2 separate regions of the Homo sapiens genome follow, and region 2 is linked to region 1. Evidence: chromatin loops called from intact Hi-C (ENCODE). Cell type or tissue: mammary epithelial cell. All regions are shown on one strand. Each heading gives the region's core, and the rest is flanking DNA. Links, peaks and the distances in the headings are about the cores only. Region 1 overlaps ATL1 (atlastin GTPase 1). Region 2 holds the start of ATL1 (atlastin GTPase 1).

What was found. A loop is a pair of places that touch in the nucleus more often than their neighbours do. Peaks named below come from ENCODE experiments on the same cell type or tissue, not always from the same donor. Only the 100,000 strongest peaks of a DNase experiment are listed, where the experiment ranks them.
Region 2: it touches region 1 in a loop (5-fold over the local background); 4 of 110 quality-filtered maps call a loop at or near these places.

The regions. Positions count from the first base shown.
Region 1 is chr14:50,618,219-50,621,134 of GRCh38, forward strand. It overlaps ATL1 (atlastin GTPase 1), which reads left to right. Exons shown (of 14, transcript NM_015915.5): 9 at 2,381-2,508. Among named protein-coding and RNA genes, the nearest start is that of SAV1, 49 kb to the right of the region's middle. In mammary epithelial cell, for the core only: a CTCF peak has its summit at 1,532; no DNase peak of the experiment used is centred there.
Region 2 is chr14:50,559,048-50,561,963 of GRCh38, forward strand. It overlaps ATL1 (atlastin GTPase 1), which reads left to right and starts at 1,098. Exons shown (of 14, transcript NM_015915.5): 1 at 1,098-1,252. The coding sequence starts at 1,219. It also overlaps a transcript of MAP4K5 not described here. RefSeq lists an enhancer at 1,192-1,691 and a silencer at 1,433-1,792. In mammary epithelial cell, for the core only: a CTCF peak has its summit at 1,257; DNase peaks (open chromatin) are centred at 1,484 and 1,954; H3K4me3 peaks cover 2,038 bases; H3K27ac peaks cover 2,096 bases.

The DNA of each region.
Region 1 (2,916 bases), core at 245-2,744:
ACTAAAGATGAAAAAACGTAAAATCATATAGCAAAAAAGAAACCTATTAGTGTCAGTGAATACAGATACATGGCAGGCAATAAAACACAAAACAGGAACGTGGTAACATAAATACAAATATCAGTATTGTAGTCCAGTGAATACTAGTAACTAAAAAGCAAACCACAATAATAAATCTATATATAGTACAAAGCAAAATTATCAGTGAAAATTGGTACAATGCAAACAGCAAAATAAGTGAATAAACTCCACTGCAAGTACCTGTAAATCACGGTCACTAGAATTTCAAAGTGGCACAAAACATGAAACAAAATAACTTGGAAAGATATCCAGCATCATGCTTGTGTGTGTTATAAAAGAAGTAAAGAAAACAAATTCTAACATAAAATAGTATTTCAATGTAGCCCCAATGTTATAACTGGGGCTATAATAAAGGGGAAAATGCAAACACAGTCTTAAGTTTTGAATCTTTAAGGCCTTCAAAATCACCAACCCCAAAGCCTGAAAACTCTAACTCTGCTAAAATTTAGATTTTTAAAAATTACAGGCAGTTACTGAATTTACTTAGAAATCAAGCAAGTCACTGGACAGATCTTGCTTTTTTACATAGTATGTGTATTTTTCCATATATATATAATGTATGTGTGTGTGTGTGTGTGTATATATATATATATTTTTTTTTCTTTCTTTGAGACAGGGTCTTGCTCTGTCGCACAGGCTGGAGTGCAGTGGCACAATCTTGGCTCACTGCAACCTCCGCTTCCTAGGTTCAAGCGATTCTCCTGCCTCAGCCTTCCGAGTAGCTGGGACTACAGGCATGTGCCACAATGTACAGCTAATTTTTTTTATTTTGAGACGGAGTCTCCCTCTGTCGCCCAAGCTGGAGTGCAGTGGCGTGATCTCAGCTCACTGCAACCTCTGCCTCCCGGGTTCAAGCGATTCCCCTGCCTCAGCCTCCAGAGTAGCTGGGACTACAGGCATATGCCACCCACGCCTGGCTAATTTTTTTTATTTTTATTTTTAGTAGAGGTGGGGTTTCACCGTGTTAGCCAGGATGGTGTCGATCTCCTGACCTCATGATCCACCCGCCTCAGCCTCCCAAAGTGCTGGGATTACAGGCGTAAGCCACTGCACCCAGCCGTGTACAGCTAATTTTTATATCTTAATACAGACAGGATTTCACCACGTTGGCCAGGCTGGTCTCAGACTCCTGACCTCAAATGATCCACCTGCCTCGGCCTCCCAAAGTGCCGGGATTACAGGTGGGAGCCACTGCACCCGGCCCCAATTTTTCCATATATTTGAAATAACAATTTAAGAAATTGTCCCTGTGTTCAGAAGACTTCTCTCGTGATCTGTTTTCTATATTACTTTGCTAAGTCTGTAATGTTAAGCTTTAACCTACTGCTACAGCTTGGGTTATGTGTAATCAATTATATCAAACATGACAACTACATACTCATACTACCTCTCATCTGCTTAAGTGGCCTTTTCTTGCTATTTTATTTTGTGTTGCTGAGTTCCACCACTAGAGGTAGCATCATTGTCACTATCTTTTTGAACTCTGCAGTCCAGTTACCACAGCTTACCCAGTTTTGTACAGTTCTTAGAAGGTGGGCACGCTATGCACGGAGCAATTTTTGGATACATTTTCTGGAGGGAATGCATTATAATAAGCCAGTAAAAATCTGGTCTCTTCCCCATTTATGAGCCTATATATATAAAACCACAAACAAGACTTAAAACATGAACTGGTTATGGCTGGGCACGGTGGCTCATGCCTGTAATCCCAGCACCTTGGGAGGCCGAGGCGGGAGGATCATGAGGTCAAGAGATCAAGACCATCCTGGCCAACATGGTGAAACCCCTCCTCTACTAAAAATACAAAAATTAGCTGGGCATAGTGGTGTGTGCCTGTAGTCCCAGCTACTCAGGAGGCTGAGGCAGGAGAATTGCTTGAACCCAGGAGGCAGAGGTTGCAGTGAGCTGAGATTGCACCACTGCACTCCAGCCTGGGCGACAGAGCAAGACTTCATTTCAAAACAAACAAACAAAAAAGCAAAAACAAAACTTGAACTGGTTATATGAATGGGCTACATACAAAGCATACATGTAAAATCAAGCAAGCTAACTTATAATATCAAGAAAGCTAACTTATAGGTGGAAGACAAGATACATATGAAACGGGAGTGGAAATTTGGGCAAGGAGAATCATTCACTGTGAGAAGAGCAGGTTTCAGGAGTCGCTTAAATGATGGGGAAGTGAGTGATGGCATTATCACTGGGGAGGAAATGGGGGAGATCAAAGGATGTTTTATTCTGTGGCATGGAGGACTGGGAAGGATTCCAAAAATAATAATGGATTTGCTTTTACTTGTAGAAATAGATGATGAATTCATCAAAAACTTGAAAATACTGATTCCTTGGCTACTTAGTCCCGAGAGCCTAGATATTAAAGAGATCAATGGGAATAAAATCACCTGCCGGGGTCTGGTGGAGTACTTCAAGGTATCACTCTCATTTCTAGAGCATTCGTGGGATAGATTTGACATATATTGGATCGTAATTCCTATAAACAAAAATTATAGACCCGATAATATGGGAGCAAAGGTACGAGGAATCTATAAAAAGGATTTTAAAAATCCTTTCTAAAAAGCTTTTTCAAAACCTTTCAGAAAGCTTACTTTCTGAAATTATTCTTTTGAGGAAACTACATATAGGTAACATTATTGTCCCCTTTTATCTTGAGGGAGCTGTATTTTGAAATATGAATGTAAGAGTTGGAAAAGTCTTTTGGGGGGATGGGGTGTTTCCCAGGGTCCATGGTCTATTCTGAATTTTACCTTCATAATTCTGAAGATTTTCCCCAAGGGGATACCTTCCTACTGAAGAAAATACTTCCCCATTTCTTACTCT
Region 2 (2,916 bases), core at 278-2,777, 59 kb before region 1:
AAACACACCTCTGGTATAATGTCCTCTCTTCTAGAGGGCAGAAGACTACAAGTATAGATTTGGGAATCATCAGCATGGAGGTCCTGTCTGAAGCCATCATAGTAAATTACATTGAGAGAGTGTAGCGTGAGGAGTTGCTTACCATGAGGAATTAGCAGAGATCATGGATCTGGTAATTAAGAGGCTGGCAGTGATCTCCTAAGAACCGATCAGTACAGAGTGTGAGTAACAACCAAATGGCAGAAGGAAACTGTAAGGGACGGCATGATGGTATCTTGAGGTTGAGGTAGTATAAAGGGACAGTGTTTCCAGGTTACTGAAAACAACTAAGTTTGTAGCAGAGAGAAAGCAGTGAAAAGGGAAAGATTGAAAGTATTTTTATTTTTTTTCTTTTCCTTTCAAAATTGTCTGCAACCTTTATGGCTGCCAGGGCCCACCCATACCCAGACTATGTAGTATGATTTCAGCTCAAATAATTGCTATTGGACTATAGGTCTGGACCTTATCTTTGCAAATCTAGTGGGAAATTTTACCCAGTGGATATTGAGTTACAGATCGTAATGAATCTACAGCTTTCATTTATCTTGATCTTCTTGATATAAATTTTGCTATTCTAATTTTAAGACAAACTACTCAGTATACATATACAAAAATGCATGATACCCTCTTTACTAACATGACCTTGCTTTTAAAATGGAAAAAAAAATGGGTGCCTCGTAGATAAATGCACATTATTTTAGCTACTTTGGCTATATAAATGTTGCCAGCTTGTTTGTACTAATGTATAACCGTGCTTGAAACAGGTATTTGAACATCCAGAATCATGCAGTATATCGGTTTGTGTATTTCTGATAACGCTGTTAAATTCTTTGAGAGTGTGTTCGAGGGGGGTGCTGTTTATTTGTTTGTGTTTTCCGTTGAAAATGTTGCGGTACGTGGTCTATCACTGTCTTCACGGTCTGGGGGTGGACTGAGGTAGGGAGGGTGTGACGCTGGTATCTGTGTGAACTCGGGCTTGTGATGCTGAGCTTGGTTCATCTGCTTTCTCCTCCCTTTTCCTCCCCACTCCTTCCCACCAGCGCCACAGCAACATCCTCAGAGTCTGAGCGAACTGCGCCCAGCGCGGGCACGGAGCCTCCCACCGCCAGCAACCTGCGGCCCCGGAGAAGGCAGCGAGCGCAGTGACAGCGCCTCACCGCCACCAGCTCCTGGACCACCATGGCCAAGAACCGCAGGGACAGAAACAGTTGGGGTGAGTAGCAAATGAGAACTTCTGCAGCCTGCACGGGGTCTTCTGGCCCTCCACTTTCTGCTTCTGTGGAGACAGGGAGGGCCAAGGGCTGCTAGGTGCCTGCGTCCACGGCTGGGAGACGGGCCGTAGCCGAGCCGCTCCCTGTTTGGGCGGAGGAACCATGGCCGAGCGGTACCCGCGTCACCGAATCGCGCTGTCGGGGTGAGGGCTGCAGCTTCGCGCAGGCCGGGCCTCCAGCTCCTTCTTCCCCACCCCCCTCCCGCCTCCTCCCAGCATTTGGACAGCACCCACCAGGCGCCTCCGGGGACTTGTGGGTTCCGCCTTAGCGATCGGTTGGGAGGAAGGCTATGGGGGTGGGCAGGGGGCTGTTGTTACTCGGCCCCAGAGGGGCGAGGGGTCGGGGATCTAGAGCAGGCCAAGCCCCAACCCCCCTCCCCGGGAGCCGCCAACTCGCTGGCTCTGCAGGGCGCGGGCTCCCGGCGGCGGGCGGCGGGCGGCGCGCTGGAACAATGAGGCGGAGCGCGCCGGGTCCCGGACGGACGGTAGCAGACCGAGCAACTGGGAGAAGGGCCACCCTCTTGGGAATTCCTGAGCACTGCAGTACTCCTCTTAATTTGGGGGTTGGGTGGGGGAATTGGGGAAGAAGGAGAGCAAAGTTGTGGTTTCCAGCCTTCTGCCCCACCCCGACGTGGTACCCCATTCAGACCAGCCCCAAGGGTGGCTTTGTTCTTTGATTTTACCTTTTGGAGACATTGGGCTCATGATTCAGCACCAGGCCGAGGGGAGGGGAAAGGAGAGGCGAGACCCAGTATGTTCACACCGCGAGTGGGTGGGCGGTGCTCACGCAGGCGGAGAAGAACGGGCGCAGCGATGCGGAAGAAATCGCGGCCCCGCCCGCCTTGCTGCTCCAGACCTAGTTCTGGACGGTTAGTGTGGGCAGGCTGGGCGTCTTTTTGTCGTAGGTTCCCGATTTCTTGCAGTCACAGTGCTAAACTCACCAGCATCTTAGGAACGAAAGCCCTCTAAGGCATTTATTTTATTATCTGAACCAGAGAATGTCTCAGGCTACTGTGGCTTGGTGGGTAAATAAATATTTTGTTCATCAGCTTGTTATTTAGAAATTGTTATTTGGAAATAACAGTTGTTATTATTTGAAAAGTTCAGAGCTGCTTGATTCTGTTCCACATCTCAGTGAGAGCTCTTCTATAACTGTTTATTTGAGCGAGAGGCACAAATGTAAATTTTAATTGGTTATTTCAGTTTACTTTAATCAAAAGACCGTGTATCTCCTTGCCTCTGATTGTTCTAATGGTCACAGGATACGGTAGACAAGGTTTACATTTGGGAGATTATCCAAGGTTTGTGGTAGGCATGGAGAGTTGGAGCGGGGAGGTCTGTCATGACTTAGCTGAGTTTAAGAGAAAGTGGTTCCATTTTCTGAGATCATGAAACTTCAGTTTTAACAGACCTACCTGACTATTGCAATAAGTTTTATTTCCTTCTTCTGAAATTTAAGTAAGCATTTGCAGTGTATCCCCTTTCCACCCGTTCTCTTGGCCTCTAGAATAGGAATTTATTGAACACACACAATTAGGGTGCGTATATTCAAGTCACTTTTGGTCTCAGTCTCCATGAATTGTTGTCTCCACCCTGTTAACAGAAGC